2 separate regions of the Homo sapiens genome follow, and region 1 is linked to region 2. A link is a loop called in an ENCODE intact Hi-C map of the cell type or tissue named here. Cell type or tissue: lower lobe of right lung. All regions are shown on one strand. Region 1 overlaps TDRD10 (tudor domain containing 10). Region 2 overlaps SHE (Src homology 2 domain containing E).

Region 1 (5,000 bases), 53 kb before region 2:
ATGCTAGAGCAGTTCTGTAATGCTTTGAGACACAGCAATTTTCACATTGGCCATTCTTTCCCCTCCCCTACCCCTTTTCTTTTGAGGGACTTTTAATGTTTGCTGCTTTAGGTGGATGGAGAGTCCACCAGTCCCACTCAATGCTGCTCTAACTCTACCCACACCCACCTAATTAGGGGTGCTAATAAAACATGCTGAGGTTGAGATAAAGACGGGACATAAGGGGAAAATTCATTCCATAGAGCTGAAATCTGGTTTTCAAGGCCTCTGTGGCTTTCTTCTGAACTTACCACCAGCCCTGGCTGGAATGTAGATTGTGTTTTTAGTAATGTGTACTGTGAGCTGTCTTCTGTATAATGTATTTTGTAATGTATTTTTCTCATCTACCAAAGGATGAAACAAATAAAATTATTTAAATAGTTTGGCTCTAATAAAATTATTTGAAGAAACAGTGGGGTTCCTGTTCACTTGACATAGAGGGAAATGCCTGCCCCTGTGAGTTGCATAACACCAACTAACTCTAAGAGAATCCTCCATTTTTCTTGCCAAACCCAGCACTCCCTTTTATGACCTTAAGTTTAGGGTTCTAATAAAGTACAAAGTATAAAAAAGAAACAAGGCCATATCATCATGAAACAATTTTCTTCTCTCCACTTAGAAGGCAAGGAGAAATAATGAAACTAACTCTTAGGTTGTTCCCCTACACTTCAAACATGTATCTATATCCCAGGCAGGGTTTGCATGGCCCAGAGCCCACACTGGCAGGCTCTAATCTCACTGCAGCAGTTTTAGAGGGCACGGCAGGGCAGTGGAAGGGTGGCTGGAAAGAAGTATCAATCACTCCAAACTCATGAAACATGCCAACATTTATTTGCTCATTGGTTAAATATTCTCTACCTATTCTACATGGAATGCCAGGAAAACCAGCAGAGGGCTTCTCCATTATCCAGAATCTGTTAGGACCACTTATATCATGCTCTGGGGTGCAAAGAAGAGACACAAGAAAGACCATCCCAGCTGCCTCAGGCTTTCAACCTAATGGTAGTTTCCTATGTTTGGTTCAAATGTTCATGCCAAGTTGGGGAACTGAAGACACATGACAAATGAGACTTCACTCTCTTTTGAGAGGGAAGCTGGGAGTAAAAGCAAAATTGAATCAATCCTGGGCACAGTCTGGCCTTTTTCACCTCCCAGGCCTCAAGAGTGAAAGGGGTACGAGAAGACAGGGCAGGTGGCCTCTGGATCCGTGGCAAACAGGAGAGGGAACATGCTGAGGGAAGCCCCGTTATTTAGACTCTTCAAACTTTAGGATGTGCAACTGGAAGAGAAAGACAAAGCCTTGGTGGGAAGGAAGGCCCACCCGAGCCAGTTCACCCAACCCCTCAGATAACCAGTTCGTTTGATCTAAAAGAATGCCAGGTAAATACTGTGTCCAGGCCTAGGCAGCAGCCTGCTGCAGACACCCCAAGGGCAGGAGTGGAGGGACAACAGCCAAGTTAGATGCAGGAGCAGTTACCGCCGAGTTCAAAGCACCAGTGATTTTCCCTTTGAGGATTCGATGGACAACCTCATACGAACTCAAAATGTCTGCAAAACAAGACACAACAACAAAACCTCAGTGGCACGGGGTTGGGCAGGAGGAGCAAAGGAGGGAAGCAAAAGGCGGGGGCTGCAGGGAAAGTGCTCTGGCCGCCAACCAGCTCCAACCAGCAAGTCTCTGCTAGTTCCTGCTAAATCCCTGCTGCCAGGATCAAATGAGATGATAAATGCTGAAAAGGTAGCATAGGGGGAGGGCAAAATAACAGCAGATAAAGGGAGGAGGCACTTGTTAAAATAATTACAGGGATCTGGGATTTTTAATGAGAAATTCTACTGGGGACAGAAAATCACGTTCACTGAACTCTGCTCTGAGAGTTCCGGCTGGATAGAAGAAGGTTAAAACCAGAGAGGTTTTCACCATGAGACGCAAGCACTCTTACATGCTGGAACCAGGCAGGGAGCTCATCAAAAACCCACCTTTCCCCAGGATGTCGTCCCTCACGCAACTCCCACCATCCCACCAGAGTCCCCAAACTCTGGGACTGTTTGTATGTATGACACTGAATCACTAAGAGTCAGACCTAGGTTTCATCCCCAGCTATGCCATTTTCTTGCTATTAAGTATGAGTTCATTTCACTTTTCTGAGCTGTATTTTCCTCATCCATAAAGGGAGGAAAACTGACGCTTGTCTGACTTATCTCTGGGTTGGGGACTCTGGCCCTTCTGACAGGCTGGGAGCTGCACTTTGAAACAGGAAGCTCCTCTTCCCTGGGTCACCTGAAGAAGCTCCTGATGCCTGGCTGTTCCCAGCCTGGGCAGCAGGGACCCTCTTCATGCAATGACCCAAGACAACCTCTGGGTGGTGCTCCCTGCCCACTGGGCACAAGCCCCACCAGCCTCCCAGGAAGCCTTGGCCCTGCACAATTGGGAGATGCCTTTCCATCTTTAAATATATATATTATATATATCACGTATTATATATTATATATGTTACATAATATATAATATATATTACGTGATATATATAATATATACGTAATATATAAATTACATTATACATATATTTTATATATATATATATTTTGGCCGGGTGCGGTGGCTCGCACCTGTAATCCCAACACTTTGGGAGGCCGAGGAGGGCAGATCACGAGGTCAGGAGTTCGAGACCAGCCTGACCAACACAGTGAAACCCCGTCACTATTAAAAATATAAAAATTAGCCAGGCGTAGTAGCACATGCCTGTAATCTCAGCTACCCAGGAGGCCGAGGCAGGAGAATCGCTTGATCCCAGGAGGCAGAAGTTGCAGTGAGCTGAGATCACGCCACTGCACTCCAGCCTGGGCGACAGAGCAAGACTCCATCTCAAGACTTAGTTTGTCTGAGGGCCGGGCACGGTGGCTCACAGCTGTAATCCCAGCACTTTGGGAGGCCGAGGTGGGCGGATCACGAGGTCAGGAGTTCGAGACCAGTCTGGACAACATAGTGAAACCCCATCTCTACTAAAAAAAAAAAAAAAAAAAAAAAAAAATTAGCTGGGTGTGGTGGTGCGTGCCTGTAATTGGGAGGCTGAGGCGGGAGAATTATGTGAACTTGGGAGGCGGAGGTTGCAGTGAGCCGAGATTGCGCCTCTGCACTCCAGCCTGGGTGACAGAACGAGACTCCATCTCAAAAAAAAAAAAAAAAAGACTTAGTTTGTCTATAAAACGTTTCCATCTCAGCTAAGCGCGGCAGCTCATGCCTGTCATCCCAGCACTTTGAGAGGCCAAGGTGGAAGGATTGCTTGAGCCAAGGAGTTTGAGGCTGCTATGAGTTATGATTATGCCACTGCACTCCAGCATGGGCAACAGAGTGAGACCCTGCCTCTGAAAAAAAAAGAAATTTTTTAAATAAAACTTTTCCATCTTACTTCCTGTGTATGTGTATGTATGCTTCTTCACCTCCACTTCTCCTGACTGCCCCCTAAAACATTCTTTCATCCTTTTACATTTCACCTAACTTCGATCTTGAGAAGGGGCCTCTTCATTTCCACCTATGGAGAAACCCACAGGTGTCTGAAGCTAAATGAATCACATTAGGAGAGTGCAGTGCTAAGTGCTGTGCTCTGGCGTCTAGCACTGGCATTCGAGTGCTAGTTTTCTTCTATGGCAGAATCTTTTTCCAGTGAAATCTGAAGCAACACGCCAAGTATGTAAAACAGATGAAAGCTGAGCAGCTCTGGTGGAAGCAGGGGTGGGAAATCTGCCCTCTTCTCTCCCCTTCCAGAGAACTCAGCCTTTGGGCAGCATCTGAGGTCCCTGTTGGGATCTTGGGCTCCAGATCCCAGGCATGAAAACCAACACTTGAGAGGCAGCTTTGCAGGGGTCATATGCTGAAAACTGGGGTTGGGTGGAAAGAGAGACTGAAGCACCTTGGCCGCCCACTATGCTGCTTCCTGTTCAGGTCCCAGAAGCAACCATGGCTTCTCCTGTCCCTGAAACCCTTGGGAGGAAGATAGAAGATGTCTCACCTTTCTCCAGCATGAATGGCTGAGTCAGGGGTGGGATGGTCCAGAAGTCGTCGCTGTCTAGGCTGCGCAGAGACTGCACAGGGATGGTGGCCAACTGTCCAAAATCAATGAACATGACCACAGCCCAGGTGTCCACCCTGTCCAGCACCCAACACCTGGCAGAGGAAAAGAGAAAGACAGAGGACAATCATTCCGCCTAGTGCCATGCACAGCAGTCCTCAACAAAGTGGATGTGAAAGTGGAGGTAGGAGGGAGGAAGAGCGAGTTTGCTCTGTTTCTCCCCAATCCTTGAGTGAGGAAATAAGGATAAAGATGATTTTGAGAGAAGAAGCCACAGGAAAAAAAACCAGAGCCCAAAGGAAGAGAATGCAAGAAGGGAGCATTTTCCCTGCACGCCTCTCCCATAGACTCTACCCCTGCCCAGGCACACACCTGTTCCAGGCGTGTCCATAATCCCCCAGGTGGTACTCTGCCAGACAGCGAGTCCCGCGCATAACGGTGGAGCCCTCCAGGTAGGGCTGCTGCTCCTCCGCCTGAGCCAGGGTGCTAAACAGAGCCTGCATGTTCTGGTGCAGAGCCTGTGGGGTGCAAAACGCAACGGCCCCACTGCCTGCACTGCATTACAAATCTGCCTCCGTAGACGTCACCTGTTATGTTAGCACCGCTAATCCGTCCCAAGGCCATCAGGTATGAGGTGGGAGAGAGAACGAGACTGAACCCAGGATCAGACCGTAGTTACCCTGCATCTCCACCACTGACCGGCCCCGTCACCATGCCCACCCTAGGGAGGCCACGCAGGAAGGCACAGGAGCCTGAGGGGGCCAACAACCAGTCCATACCTCAGTGACGTGCATAGCCCAGAAAAACGGGGTCTTCGGGACGATACTCGTCACCAGCAGCCCCGCCTCCCCACGGACGCTATGGATGAGTGCCAGCCAGCTCAGGTCTCGGAAG
Region 2 (5,000 bases):
TCACAAAGCACCTTCTCAATCAGTGTAGAGACTCTACCTCTTATTCTACCCGTAGGTTACAAGCTGGACAGAATAACAGGAAGTGAGTTTATCGGAAGCTAGAAATAAAAGATTTGCTGCTGGGCTTTTGTTTTTTGTTTTTTAAACCTTTTACTTTTTTATTCAGTTTGCTCCTTGTGTACCTGATTGTCAAGTCCAAGTTCGGAAATTTCCCGTCTTTCTTGAGAAATGAGAGTTTTTTTTACTTGTTTCAGCATTTCTGAAGATGGAAAGGATTTTAATGAACACAGTTGAACTGTGGAGTGGTTAAATCTGTGTTGCCATTCTTTGCATTGCCTTTTTTCTACCGGTGAAATGGGAATTACAGGCCTGGTTTTAACAATATCTTGGGCGTGTAGAATACTGCCCATATGTTGTTTTAGAATACCCAACAAATATTTCTTGAGGTTTTTTTTTTTATTATGTACTAGGCCCTGTCCTGAGCTCTGGGCATACAGGAAACAAGACCCACATGATTTCTGCCCTTGGACCTCACAGCCTAAGGGGGAAACAGACCTACCAGCAAAGAAGATAAGTCATTGAAAAGCATGATAAGTGCCATGAAGTTGAGAATAGGAGCCAGCATCTACCTCAGGGGCAGAGGAAACTGAGAGAAGCCCATGGCTTTCCTGTGGCCAAATCGCTATGGGACCCAGGAAGCCTGGGTCCCCCCAAAACTTTGCTCTTAACTTTTAAAAGTTAAGAATTTATGAGTTTATGAGTAAATTATCACTGAGATTTATCCAAAGGATTGTTCATAAAAAGATATGACTGAATACAAGGCAATATTAATATAAACCTCTGTTGCTTTTCTGCTAAATTCACAGGAACATTTTAACTAAATATTCTAGCTAAGATATTTAGCTAAATATTTGGCAGAAATATTCTACATAATCTAGCATTAGGAGTTTTAGCCACCGCTTTGAAACATTAGCATCGGACAGGTCTTTAAAAGTTCCCATTGGCTAGTTAGCATGAGGATTCTTTCTGCAGTTGATGTCATACAGCTGTAAATTGAGAGCTTACTAGGTACCAGCCTGGCCAAATTACCTCACTAAATCTTGCAGCAACCCTGTAAAGTGTTTTGTTTGTTTGTTTTTTTGAGACGGAGTCTCGCTGTGTCGCCCAGGCTGGAGTGCAGTGGTGCAATCTCAGCTCACTGCAATCTCTACCTCCCAGGTTCAAGTGATTCTCCTGCCTCAGCCTCCCAAGTAACTGGGATTACAGGCACCTGCCACCACACCTGGCTAATTTTCGTATTTTTAGTAGAGACGGGGTTTCACCATGTTGGTCAGACTGGTCTCGAACTCCTGGCCTCAAGTCATCCTCCTGCCTTGGCGTCCCAAAGTGCTGGGATTGCCAGCCACAAAGTGAGCCACCGTGCAAGCGGGTTTCTTTATACAGTTGAGGAAACCTAGGTTCAGAAAGATTAAATAATTTGTTCAAATTACACAACTGAAAATACCATGTCATTCAGCAAGCTGTGGTTTTAGCTTTTGAGCTCCAGTCAAAGATTATTTTTAAAATTTTATTTTTACTTCCAAATGATTTTGTTGGTTTGTTTAAATAGTCAAATCTAAAAGAGAACCTCACTGTTCGAGTCTCCATTAAAAAAAAAAAAAAAAACTATAAACTCCATCTGCCGGGCCCGGTGGCTCATGCCTATAATCCTAGCACTCTGGGAGGCCAAGGTGGGAGGATCAGTTGAGGCCAGAAGTTCAAGGCCAACCTTGCCAATATAGTGAGACCCCATCTCTAAAAAAAAAAAAAAAAAAAAAACTGTTATGTCTGTCTTTGCCTGTGATTTAAACAGAAAAAACCTCTTATGGAAAAAAGTGCAAATGAAGACTGGTTTTGATTTAATTTGTCTTTATTCTCCTCGCTAAATTTCAGGGTTTCTGAATTGTACCTGCTTTTGTTCAGATGTTTAGATTTATTCAATAAGAAAATATTAAAGTAATTTTAAAAGCTTGAGCACTGATCAAAGATATGAGTAAAAAATTGTCGGGCAGCCCTGTTTCTGATTCCAGGAGGAAAATAGAGTCTTAAGAGGCTCCAAGTTTAATGTTTTGGAAACATGAAATGGGTTAAAATGGATTAGGGGAAAAGGCACATTATTTGGAAATTGGAATTAACATTTTACGTGAAATCATTTGAGCATAAAGCATGGACTCTGGAGTTGGTAATAATTGGCCTCACCATAACTGCTGCATGACTGTGGCTTCCGTGTATTCACCTGTGAAAATGGGGTAACACATCTGTCACTGCCTTAGTGAGGCATCAGTGAGATTCTGGGCATAATACACCTAGCAGGTGTATACCTAGTCAGTACAGCCGTGAGTTAGACACTCCAGAGACAATTATATTTCCAAAGAGCATTCTGGACCATATAGGGCAATACTTATTGCTAACTACAGTTAATTTAGTAAAAGAAAATCTTAGTCTTCTGCTAAGACTTTCTTGTTTTTGTGTTTTCATGTGAATGACATAATTACCTGCAGCGAGTTGGGGATTGAGAAGGGAAAATTTTGGGCCCCTATAATGTTTCACACCAACCAACTGCATGTTTTTAGTAGGTGCAGGTCAGTGCTGAGCTTCAGCCCCAGGCTGCAAATGAGTGTTTATCTGCTGCCCGTCCCCTGCATTCTGTTGTCTGCTGTGGTAAATGGCCTCTATCGGCAGCCAGGGTGTAGCTTCCTCTTGCCATTTCCTCCTTCTCAGGCTCGTTTCCTCTTGGAGCCAGCTCTGCACGTCAGGGGCTATTCTCCCTGCAGGAAGGGTCGGCTTGCAGCCCCACGATTGTTTCTGTTTCTATGGCGCCTCAGGTTTGGGGGCAGCCAGGTGTTGGAATGGACTGGAAGGTTACTCCCCTTGAAGAGGGGGGTGGTGTGGGGAGGGGAGGCCTGTGCTCAAGCCCTTTCTTCCCCTAATTAAACATTGTTTCAAAAGATGATAGCAGTTTGCAGATTTTGCCTAATCCCAGGACCCTGCAAGAAAGCATTCTCAACTCCATGCTTTGTGTATCTCCCAGAACTCTAAGTGTGGGGAGACTGTCTAAATAGAAGGACCTCGTTGCAAAAGTAAAAACTCAAACGCGTGTGTAATAAGAACTCAAGATTCTAATCACTATACATCATTTTATTTTATTTTAGGGGAGGTGGGCTGGAAGGCCCGGTAGGAACACTGCCCATCCACCCTGTACATTTTAATCCAAATGTATTGAAATGTCCTTGTGAGCAGGGCTCCTTCTGTCTTAATGTTAGAATCACCTCTTTTTCCTTTTAGTTTAGCTGGGGCAGAATTGCAGCAAGGACCTTGGGAAAGGGTTTCCCCAGCCTGTGCCAGATGGTCTCAACTGAGTGTAAACTATGATTAGAAACCTTAAAATTGTATTCTATATTCATCCTTTGAACTCCTTTGTGTTTTCTGCTTCCCTTTTCTTAGTTCTTTAGAAAAGTTCCTTTTAAAAAAATTACAGCCTTGTCTTAATTGAACCAAGAACAGAGTATGTTTTTGTTTCTTGTTTTCCATAGCTCTGTTTGGAGTAAGCAAGGAAGAAGAAAAACTGTAGGACTGAGAGTCCAGGGACTCAGGAGATGCAGCTCTGACCTCAGACAACCCCAGATACCTGGCCTGGCCTGGGGGTGGGGGCCAGGGACAGTTCTTCCGACTCTTACATTCTGATGTGGAAGTGGTAGACACAGGCAGTACCTTTCTCCTCAGGATGGGACTAGCAATGACAGGCTCCGGAGAATGAGGAACCAAGATGGGGACTGTGGACACCCAGGAGGTGTGGAAGTGGTTCTCAGGTTTAGCTGCTCTTTAGAATCACCTGGGGGATTTTTACACTCTTGACTCCCACACTGTACCCCAGACTAATCCAATCTGAACCTCTGGTGGTTAAAGCAGTGTGTGTGAAAGCCCGCGGGTGATTTCAATGAGCTGTCCCTGCACAGAATTTGAGACAGCTGCTGACAGCCCCTAGTCAGCAGAGAACTATAACCTCAGCCTATACCTAAGTTTTGCACTTTTGAATTTGGTGTCCTGATTTTAATAACGTTTCCCTCATTTGTTGCCCTCTTTTTGTTATAGAGGTCTTAATGAGTCAGTGGCATTTCTCCACGGACCATCCCCACACCTGTTTTGAAGTTACAGATAGAAAGTCTTTCCACCCTTTGTGTCTGCGGCCCTGCGGTCTCCTGAGCCTCTTCCTCCTCACCTGACCCCTCAGCCTTCTTTGCTGGCACCTCCTTCCAGCCACCCATAACTGAAGGAGTCCCAGATTCTGCCTTTGATCCTCTCTCGTTTTCAATCTGCCGTCCTTTTCTCTTGTGATTGCTTTCATTCTCACAGTATTCACAACGATCCATTTGTTAACCCCTTGACGTATTCCTCCAGATCCACACTGTCACCTGCCTGGAGACATTCTTGAGTTCCCTCCCCTCCCTCTCTCCTCCCATCCATCCATCCAGTCATTATTTAGCACAATGATATGTCCTACAGTAATAAACAAGATATGGTGGTCTCTGCCCTGGCAGACTCCACCAAATTGAAAATACAGACACATCAACATATAAATGGATGCAGTGGGAGAAGAGCAGGGTGAGAGTGCGTTGGTCCAGCCGTGGCACCTGTTTAACTTTGTGGGGTATCAGAGAAGAAGGTGGGCAGGAAAGCCTTCTCCGGAGAGGAGAAGATGCTGAGTTAGATTGTAAAGGATTGCAAGATCGCCAGGACACCGGTGGGCTCAAGACAGTGTAGTATGCAGGGAACTGCCAGAAATTCCACTTGGTCAGAGCAAAGAATTGGATTATGGGGAGATGGGGCAGGGTAGTGTTGAGAAATTGGGGAGAAAGACAGTGACCTACTCATGTAAGCCTCCCATGCCGTTCTCAGTGTTCTTCACTTCTTAAGTAAACAGTCGGGAGCTTATGAGGTGTTAAGAGATGAGGTATCTGCAT

The links. A loop is a pair of places that touch in the nucleus more often than their neighbours do. Peaks named below come from ENCODE experiments on the same cell type or tissue, not always from the same donor. Only the 100,000 strongest peaks of a DNase experiment are listed, where the experiment ranks them.
Region 1: it touches region 2 in a loop (2.7-fold over the local background); 77 of 110 quality-filtered maps call a loop at or near these places.

Annotation. Positions count from the first base shown.
Region 1 is chr1:154,543,996-154,548,995 of GRCh38, reverse strand. TDRD10 (tudor domain containing 10) reads right to left here. Exons shown (of 13, transcript NM_182499.4): 9 at 4,886-5,000; 10 at 4,479-4,624; 11 at 4,047-4,201; 12 at 1,517-1,587; 13 at 849-1,318. The coding sequence ends at 1,286. It overlaps UBE2Q1 (ubiquitin conjugating enzyme E2 Q1), which reads left to right. Exons shown (of 13, transcript NM_017582.7): 13 at 1-419. Among named protein-coding and RNA genes, the nearest start is that of UBE2Q1-AS1, 7.1 kb to the left of the region's middle. RefSeq lists an enhancer at 2,096-2,185 and a silencer at 2,269-2,563. In lower lobe of right lung, a CTCF peak has its summit at 2,386; a DNase peak (open chromatin) is centred at 2,415.
Region 2 is chr1:154,491,193-154,496,192 of GRCh38, reverse strand. The region is part of intron 2 of SHE (Src homology 2 domain containing E); the gene reads left to right. Among named protein-coding and RNA genes, the nearest start is that of TDRD10, 8.5 kb to the left of the region's middle. In lower lobe of right lung, no CTCF peak of the experiment used is centred here; a DNase peak (open chromatin) is centred at 2,762; H3K4me3 peaks cover 897 bases; H3K27ac peaks cover 4,142 bases.